2 separate regions of the Mus musculus genome follow, and region 1 is linked to region 2. Evidence: chromatin loops called from intact Hi-C (ENCODE). Cell type or tissue: left cerebral cortex. All regions are shown on one strand. Each heading gives the region's core, and the rest is flanking DNA. Links, peaks and the distances in the headings are about the cores only.

What was found. Peaks named below come from ENCODE experiments on the same cell type or tissue, not always from the same donor. Only the 100,000 strongest peaks of a DNase experiment are listed, where the experiment ranks them.
Region 1: it touches region 2 in a loop (1.8-fold over the local background); 2 of 42 quality-filtered maps call a loop at or near these places.

What each region holds. Positions count from the first base shown.
Region 1 is chr9:119,654,079-119,659,006 of GRCm38, reverse strand. Scn10a (sodium channel, voltage-gated, type X, alpha) reads left to right here. Exons shown (of 28, transcript NM_009134.3): 13 at 493-604. Among named protein-coding and RNA genes, the nearest start is that of Scn10a, 62 kb to the left of the region's middle. In left cerebral cortex, for the core only: no CTCF peak of the experiment used is centred there; a DNase peak (open chromatin) is centred at 2,691.
Region 2 is chr9:119,732,650-119,737,577 of GRCm38, reverse strand. No RefSeq gene overlaps it. Among named protein-coding and RNA genes, the nearest start is that of Gm33701, 9.1 kb to the left of the region's middle. In left cerebral cortex, for the core only: no CTCF peak of the experiment used is centred there; no DNase peak of the experiment used is centred there.

The sequences.
Region 1 (4,928 bases), core at 583-4,582, 79 kb after region 2:
TGCCTCATGCAGCATTTTGTCACTGGGATGCACCCCTCACTCTCCTGTATCTGTTCCTGGGACAGTCACGTTCTTGAGTATTCAACCTTGATTCTTTCTGGTGAAACTACCCAGCTAGTGCAGGGTGACTCTTTAAGGCCTTCTACATCGTGAGAACTTATGTTCAGTTGTTTTTAGCAAGATCCCTAATTTTCCTAGCCTCTTTGCCTCCCTTGGGGCTTGGCAAACTTGTTCTCCAAATAAACTCAAATTGTATTGGCTGGGCCCATACCTTCCAACCTGGGCACTGTCTCCATCCCGCTTCTGTGTGCTGGTCCTCATAGCTGAGCTCCTAACCTGATGTTCAGACACCATCCCTGTTTCTCCAAGCTTTACCTCAGGCTCCTGGCTTCACAGTGCAGCTCACAACTGTGTGGGAGCAGCCAATAAGAAGCTAAATAGCCTGGCCTTGCTGCTGACGCCTTCACGGTAGCCCTGCTTGTGTCCCGACAGGCACTCGATGCTGCAGGACAGAAGAACTTCCTGTCTGCAGACTACTTGAATGAACCTTTCCGAGCACAGAGGGCAATGAGTGTTGTCAGTATTATGACTTCTGTCATTGAGGGTGAGTGTTGCTCATGAAAATGCCTGTCTTCTGTGCTGTGATGAGTCTAAGCCAGGCCAAGGATCTCCTTGTGGCCTGAGATCCATTCTTATGCCTTAGGCCCCCGGGCTCCTTTACTAATGTGGTTTTTATGTGCATAAAGTTGCCCAAACAAGAGTGACTACAATGAAGAAGTGCCCTGGTTCACTTATTGGAATTAGCATCTGCTTCATGCATGCTCACAACTAGATTCTCGGAAACATGAGACAATGTCAGCCACCTCCCCGGTGTGTGAGGAACTCACGTCTTTCATTTTCCGGCCTGGCAAAGTTATTCCTCATGTTCACCGTAGCTATAACTTTCATTATTGAGACTTCACTTCTGTCTTGAGCTCTTATTGTGTGCCAAACTTAAGTAAATTAGCCAATCCATTTCACCAAATCCTTTTCAATTCTGCCAACCAAATGGGAGCAGACTCAGTTTCCTGAGGGAATATGTCTATGATCCAGCTGAGAGTAGGAGGGGAAACCAGGAGGAACTGGCTCATGGCCCCCTGTACACACAAGTCCCAAGACAGCGTGGCTGTGTCCTCTCTGAGTACAGAGGCTGTTCTATCCCAGTTATTACTTCACTACAGAATGGGCAGAATCTCGTCTTTGACAAATCCCCTCCCTGCGTACCCACTACAGAGGGCCCGACAGCTCCAGGGGCTGCAATGCACAAATTAAATAACTTACGTTTTCAGTTATTCCTCAGAACTTAAAAAAAAATTATTTATTCAAACATCTGTTGGGCATCTGTTAGACATCTGGCATTGCTCCAGGAGCCTGAGATTCATGGTGAGCAAGATATATACCTGCTGTCATGGGCTGTGCACCCTGGAGACAGAGCTGATCAACACAAGTAGATGTGGAAACAGTGACAAGGGCTGGGAGGGAAAGTAAAGGAAGGTAAGGGACAGTGGGGACTCTGACAGGGCAGTGTAAGACTTGGGATTCTGAATTCTAACAGGGCAGTGTAGGACCGGGCGGTAGAGAAAGGGCAGCCACTCCGGGATGGCCAAAAAATCTGAGTGGAGCGAGGGAAATCAGCATGTGAAAGCCATGAGAGAAATGTCCTCAGGTGTAAACACCAAATAAAGTTTCCAGGGATAAGACAGAAGCTGGGCATGGTGGTATGTCCCCCCAAACTCCAAAAGGAGGAAGACAGAAACAGGAGAAGTGGGTTCTAGACCAGCCAGGGCTAGACCATATGACCTTGACTCAGAGAGAAAGATAGGTGGGAGCAAGAAAAACGTGAAGGCAAGCACATCGCACTTGAACAGAGAAAGTCTTAGAGTGGAGAACATGGATCTGGAGCCCACATGCCTGGGTTTGCATCTGAGCTCTGCCATGTATAGCAAGGTTATGACTTTGGGGTTCTCCTGGCTTTCTACGACTCAGTCTTCTTTCTGGTGAAATACTGTAACTGAGAAATGCCTCACAGCGTTTTGTGAGGTTGGATAACTTAGGTCTAGTCTGCAGCATCCACGCCAGTTATCACCTTCCGTTGTTCAGGCTGAAAGCCCTCGAGGGCGGGAGATCCGCCTCCTCTGCTCACACTTGGATCTCAGTACCCAGGTAAGCAGCGTGGCGCTTTGCAGGCACTAGCAAACAGTTGCTGAGTTCATGGTGAGTGAGCCTGAGACCCAAAGGAGACATTTGGAGGGTGGTGCTGATTTGTAATGAACTGAACAGCCGAAAAGCTAAAATAAGAAATGATCCGACATCTTGGGGTAGGAAGTAGAGAGGGCTTCAGGAGTGACAGGAAAGTCAGGTGACAACATATTAAAGCCGAGTAAAGCTAGTAACTGCTAGCTTAGGCTGGAGTTTCTGATCATAAAGTGCATCCCATTTTCTAGCTGGGTGCTACATCCATTATGGGGTTCATGGAGTGTGCCTCATACTGTCAGAGTCACGATGGAATCTACAGGACCACTTCCTTCAGGGCAACTGTACCAGAAAAGGTTTGGGTCAAACCAATAGGAGCATGACAGTTCACTTAACTCAAGGCCTGTGAGCCATCCAGGCTTGGCATGCAAGCTGAGACTTGACAGTCATCCAAACCAGAAGGCCAGACTCCGACTCGCTGCTGTGAGCACAGCTGTTATCACACTTAGCAGGAGAGGACGGCATGAGACAAGTTGCTAGTGGGGTGTCGAGTGTCTTGGAGAAATGCAGGATACTAAGAGAAGTGGAGGGAGTTTTGCCCGGGGTCAGGGAAGTATCCTAGGCAGACAGATCCTAATGCAGACATTTAAAAGCCTGAGCTATCTGGAACATAGACATCAAGGCAATGGGGGTCTCAAAATAAGGCAAGGAAAGCAGTCTGGGCCCAGATCCACAAGACTGCACCCCACTAGACTCTAGCGGACATTGGGTTTCATCCAAGAGCAATGGGGTTGCCACTGAAGGGCTGGATGCAGGAGAGCAAGACTTGGATTTGATATAAGTTGTTCTGATACTTGAGAGGATGGAATTTAAGTGGGAAGGTGCCGGCAGGGAGAGCAGGAGAAAATCAGGTGAGAGCTGGGGTGCTAAACTCTCAGTGGAATGAGAGGCAGCGGGGATGATAGAGAATGGAGGAGGATTGCATGGCTCTCTGGGAGTCACGAGATTCGGGACTGCATGGCGCACATGTGGTTCTGGAACAAGCAACTGGAGAGGTGCTGGTGCAGTGACCAGTGTGAGCATTGTAGGTGCAGTGACCAGTGTGAGCATTGTAGGTGCAGTGACCAGTGTGAGCGTTGTAGGTGCAGTGACCAATGTGAGCATTGTAGATGCAGTGACCAGTGTGAGCGTTGTAGGTGCAGTGACCAGTGTGAGCATTGTAGGTGCAGTGACCAGTGTGAGCATTGTAGATGCAGTGACCAGTGTGAGCGTTGTAGGTGCAGTGACCAGTGTGAGCATTGTAGGTGCAGTGACCAGTGTGAGCGTTGTAGGTGCAGTGACCAGTGTGAGCGTTGTAGGTGCAGTGACCAGTGTGAGCGTTGTAGGGAGGAGCAAGGGCCTCAGAGGAAAGACACGAGAAGGTGCCCATGGGACATGTTGGATGTAAAGTCCCCTGGGGGCATACAGGTAGTGGTGTCTGGTAGGAAAGCTAGCTTAGTGCTAATGGTTCTGGAATCCAGATGAGGAGAGGGAACTACAGCTATATCTTCCATAACGCTCTAAAGACATGGTGGTTTTGAAAAGATGCAAGAAGATGAGGCGACATCAAGGAGAATTAAGGCAGAGTCTCAGGAAACTACAACACGTCATGGATGCTCAGAAGAGACGGCGCCATTAGAGACAGAAAAAAAAGATGGAGACATCAGAGAGGACCCAGAAGTGGAGAAGAGACAAGGGTCCAAACTCCTTCAGGGAGAATAGAAAGAAAGGTCAGCAGATGCAAAGCTATGGAGATGTCAGGCGATGTGCACTGGGGCTATAGTCACACAGAAGTTTTTGGTCCGCACAGGGTCTACCCAGGATCGTCAAAGCAGACAGGGAATTAGCTCAGTGGGTCAAGTACCTGCCTTACAGCATGAGGGCCTGACTTCAGATTTCCATCATCCGTGCTAAAAAAATAATTGGGCCAACTGCATTTGTCTGTAACCCCGCATTGGGACCAGAAATAGGGGTCTCCCAGGAGCTCACTGAACAGTTGGTCTAGCCTCATCAGTGGACTGAGTGTTCAATCAAAGGCTCTGTCACAAGGCAACAGGCACACTCACTTGCACTTTGACATGCATGCATCAAATGCACAACATAACACACACAAACACACATATGCACTCACACCATTGGTGCATCTGCATAGGCATGAATGTACATACTGAAAAAGAGAAAGAGACAGACAGATACACAGACAGATACATACAGAGACAGACATACACAGAGACAGACACACAGAGAGACACAAGACACAGACAGACAAACAGACACACACAAGACACAGACAGACAGAGACAGACACATAGAGACAAACAGACACACAGTGAAACAGAGAGACACACAGAGAGTCAGACATACACAGAGAGACAGATACACAGAGACAGAGAGACAGACAGACAGACAGACAGACAGACACACACACACATATACCAGGATCATCATAGCTAAACAGTAGCAGAGAACATACATGAAGAATGAGAAGTGAGAGGATGGAGATGCCTTGTCCAGGACTTTTTCTGTGAGCACCGATTGAGAAATGGAACAGGACAGTGGGGGCTGAAGGACACCTTTGCGGCTTCTGAGAATGGGATCTTTGAGCATATCGACCTGGGATGGTCTTGGAGCATGGAAACAGTGGAAAGGGTACAGAA
Region 2 (4,928 bases), core at 591-4,590:
TGATTAATGTTTGAGGGTCTAGCACAATGTGGGCAGTGCCATCCCTGGGCTGGTGGTCCTGGGTGCTATAAAGAATCAGATTGAGCGAGCCAGTTAGCAGCACCCGCTCATGATCTCTGCTTTAGTTCCTGCCTCCAGAATCCTGCCCTGACTTTACTGGACGACAGACTGTGGCCTGGAGCTGTAAAGCTGAAGTCAAGCTTTCCTCCCAAATTGCTTTTGGTCTTTTTTTTTCCCCCCACAGTAGTACAATCCCTAACTGAGACGGTTTCCTTCCTGTACGCCTTAGAAGACATCGGGCTGGAGAGAGGGGTCAGTGGCAAAGTGTCTGACTCATGAGCAGGAGATCTTGGCTTCAGCCTCCAGAATCTATGTCACACGAGACAGGGTGACGTGTGTTTGCAATCTCAGCGCTTCTGTGGTGAGATGGGGACAGGGGAACCCCTGGAAGCTTGTGAACGAAGCACAGAAGTCAACAATGAAGAAGAACCCCATCTCAAATGAGGAAGACAAGGGCTGACACTTGGGTTCGCTCTCGGATCTCTACATGTGGGTCATGGAATTCCCATGTGCCTGCACACACAGCTGTGCACTTATACACACACACACTCATATACTCACACACATGTACCACACACTCACACACATATACACACTCATATACTCATACACACATGTACCACACACACACACACACACACACACCTGATTTTATTGGAGGCATTGAAGCAACCTGATTTTACAAACTGTGATTTTTCTATTCTGCCCTGAGTTTAGACTTTTATGTGGCAAGCTCCAGCCATAAAGTATAAATGGACATCACTATATCACTATATCAGGTTCTGTGGAAAAGTCTTTTAAAAGAATAAGCAATGGCCAAGCAAGATTGCACTTGCCACAAAGCCAGAGGACTTGAGTTCAATCCCAGGACCCACACAGTGGAAGGAGAAAATCAACTTCTGCAAAGTGTTCTTTGACCTCCGTCTCATCCTGCGGCATGCATCCTCTGATAAAGAAAGAAACACAGTTTAAACATTAAAATGAGATAAATTCATCAGTCTGTGCATTTTAAAATCCTGCTCTCTTCATCTCTCTTTCTTGCTACCTGGAATACAGATGTGAGAGTCAGGCTTCAGTGGAACGGAAGGTAAGATCGGCAGAACGAGGGAATGCGCATAAGACCTGATAGCAGTACACATGATTTGCATGGTTATCAGGGGCCGCCTGCATCTGTACATCAGAGGAAGGGACACCTGAGTGTTTGTTAGCCTCTCGGCTTCACCCTCAAGTGGTTGTGGGTTCTTAACCGACACACAGCATACCACAAACCCTGAAGGGGATCCAAAATCTCCTTTTGCATAATTCTATTCCCAGAATGAAATAACAAAGCTGGATTTTAAAAGACCAGAAATGGACAGATTTGGTTGGATTGAGCTTGAAGCAGTAGTGCTGGTCTGTGGGTGCTCAGCGTCTCCAGGGCGTGGCACTCTCTGGGGAGACATGGAGGCAGACAGTGCTCAGCCTTGGCCCCACTCCTCATTTCTCTAAGGCTCTAATCATATAAAAGCGAAGGTGATAATGATAGCGATCCATGAGGTAGCCAAGCGTCATAAGCAAATAGCCATTGGTATTGAACATCATGAGGATGTATCAATAGTTAGTGCACTTTGTGCACTTTTGCCTAACTTTGAAGGGTTGGAACAGGGTACAAAGAAGACAGAAGAACAGCTCTGGTCCTCTCGGAGCTCCTGGACTCGGTCCTGGAAGAATGGCTCCATGCCTTGATTGTCAAGAGGTCAGGAGATGCTGCAGAACAGCCTGGGCTGCAACTTCAGGGGGAGCCATGAGTTAGGTACCTGAGAAGATCCCCAAAGAGGTTCCCATGGAACATGGATCAGAGGTTCTCAGTGCACAGGCCTCCTCAGCATCTCACCCGGCCCTCTTCTGGACAAAGTACACCACTGTTTCTGCTTAAGATGCAATAGAAAGCCCGGCATGAGGGTGTGGGGTTGGGAGATGGTGGCAGGGGGCTCAGAAATTCCAGGCCAATCTCCCCTACATAGAGAGTTTGAGGCCAATCTCAAACTCACCTGAGAGTCCATCACAAACAGACAGACAAGCAAATAGATGCAAGACAGAGAACTGAGTGTATCTGGGGCTGCGGTGGGAACTCAGAAAGCCCAGGTGAAGCTGGGGCCTGTGGGCTGTCCCTGTCACTACCTTCATACGATCTGATTAGAAAACACTGCCGACTGACTCTCTGTAGCTCCTGCTGAGGTTGCTTGGGTTCAGTCCAGGACGTAGCTCCCAGGGGAAGAACTAGCTTCAGTGAGCTTGTCATCCTAATCTTCCTGAAAGTGACTCCTGCTGCCTGACACCCATGGCCACCTCTCCCGCCACCAGCCCCGGTCAGGGCCTGAGAAGTAAGATGCACTTTAGGGCCTATAGTCAGACAATTTCCTTCCAGTGGCTCCTTCTGGTCTCATTTGGGGAGCTGTGGTCAACAGGGCCAAGCAGAGTGGCTCCTGGTTGGGTGTCAGCAGCTTCTCTGGGGAAGCTCCTGGCTGATTCCGGAGCTCGCACAGGGCATTCCTCCAGGGGATTCTGGGAGACTTCCTTACTTGTGCTGTTCGGTTTTCTACCACCGTGTTATAATGTTATAAAGCACCGAGGACACACCTGCTGGGATTTCCAGACTCTGGTGTCTCAGAACAAAGAATCCAACCTCACACATGTGGACAGTGTTAGAAGTAGGGACAACTTACTATGAAGAGAAGTGTGTCAAAGATGTGGAAACCCAAAGGCCCTAGGACAGGAGAGCCATGACCCTTTATGGGTCACCTACATCCATTGCACACGGCACACTTTTCCTGCACTGCTCTGCACGTTGCATGTAACCTCAGTGGGCAGGAGTTTCCAGGGCTTCTGTTCACTGACTTCTTTCGATGCCTCTCTCCCCAGTCTTATGCCCCAGCCGCAATGGACAGGAGCAGCTTGAGAAAGGAGAGGTTTATTCTGGCTTACAGGTTCAGCCCACGGTTGTGCGAGCCTGTTGTAAAGGACTTGTGTCATGCATGACATCATGAGGACAGTATGTTGTAGAGAAAAAAGTCTCCTTCACCTCCCAACAGCCAGGAAGCAATGAAGGAGACCAGCATTTCAGTATTCCTTTCAAGGGTGCACCCACAATGACCTAACGCCCTCACATCCATTGGGCTCTGCCTCTCAGTGGTCCAGCACCCATGGCACCACAGGCTGGGGACAAAGCCTTCGATGTGTGAGATTTTCGGGGACACTTCAGATTCCAATCTGAAACCACCCTCCCCCTCATGTGTTTCATATGGAGCCATCAGGCATCCTGGCCAGCCCCTTTCCACCCCAGCTCCCAGGGAAATCTTTGCATGGATCGCCCACTGAGTGCCAGGAAGCCCAGGAAGGTGATGGAGGATGGCACCCTGTGTCTCCACCATGTCTGACCAGTGACTTACACTTCTCTGAGGTCATTGCAGTTCTCGTTAGGTGTGCTTTTCCCGCCGTCTGCCTTCGGTCCCCACTCCCATCCCAGCATGCTTCCTTGTGGTCACAAGGACAGTTAACTCTGGACTCACAAGGAAAGAGGCCACTGGTGCGCCCTCCCCAGCTTTTTTTTTAAATAAGTAATGAAATGTTTAAATTGAAATTCTTAGTAATACAGATCTTCTCAAAATGAGCATCCCATTTCTTGCTCCAACCTTCTCTCCGACTCTCTAAAGTAAACGTCCCCGAGGACTGGTAAGTGGCCCAGCCAGTAAAAGTGTTTGTCACCCAGCCTAGCAACCTGAGTTTGATTTGTAATACCCACATGGTGGAAGGGGAGAGCTGATTCCTGCAAGTTGTCCTCTGATCCCTATATGTATACCAGGGTACTCTGGAATACACACACACACACACACACACACACACACACACACACACACACGTATACATACATGCATGCACACATACCATAAAAGTGTAGTAAAAATTCCCATGAACTCTATCTACTGTAAATACCTTAACATGGTTCTGTGATCGATATTTTGGGTTAGCTTAGTTATGAATTATTTCCTTCACACCCACAAAAGTCAAATCAATAGCTAGCAACGGAAGATCAACCACTCACAAGGTACCACTCACAGACCAAACTAGTGCCTTAGTTTATAGTCTACTAAAAGAAAAGATATAAATTCGAAACATACAAAACTGTGAGGTCTAAATATGGACTAAAAACTAGAATCCCATACAATGTAACACATAGTTAATCAATGCATGATAACCTCATACAATGAAGGATAATTAATCGATACACTGTGGTCTAGGGGAATGGTTGGAGCTAAGGCTGAAGTGAGAGAAGAAAATTCTGCTCTTTCCTGGTCAAGGTATGTCTGAAGTGCAGCAGCTAATGTGGTAGGAAGGGTCAAATCCCAGCCCCAAACTGACTGGGGTCAGACCTTGCCTCTCGTAAACGCTGTATCCGCCTTGCATAGCACAGTGTCAGAGAGAGTTATGTGCAATAAATATTAATATCGCTCCCTTGTCTGCCACAGTTTCTTATTCAGAAGGAGCCCAGTCCCAGCTGGTGGCAGTCCAGCCTTGTGACTGGCATCCTCCTTCAACTGTCCCTTCATGGTTTATTCTTGGCTCCGGAGAAATATCTCTGACCCAGGAGAGCGGGCGCCTCACCAATTCCCTTCAGGGAATTTTTTTTCCAGAACTCTTCCTCCCCACCCAGCTTTCAATCTATTCCAACCATCAAAGTCATATGGCTCCACTGTGAGGAAACCTAGAATGCACAGGAAATTAATTGCATAATCCAAGGTTCACTGTGTGTGTGTGTGTGTGTGTGTGTGTGAGAGAGAGAGAGAGAGAGAGAGAGAGAGAGAGAGAGAGAGAGAGAGAGAGAGTGTTCT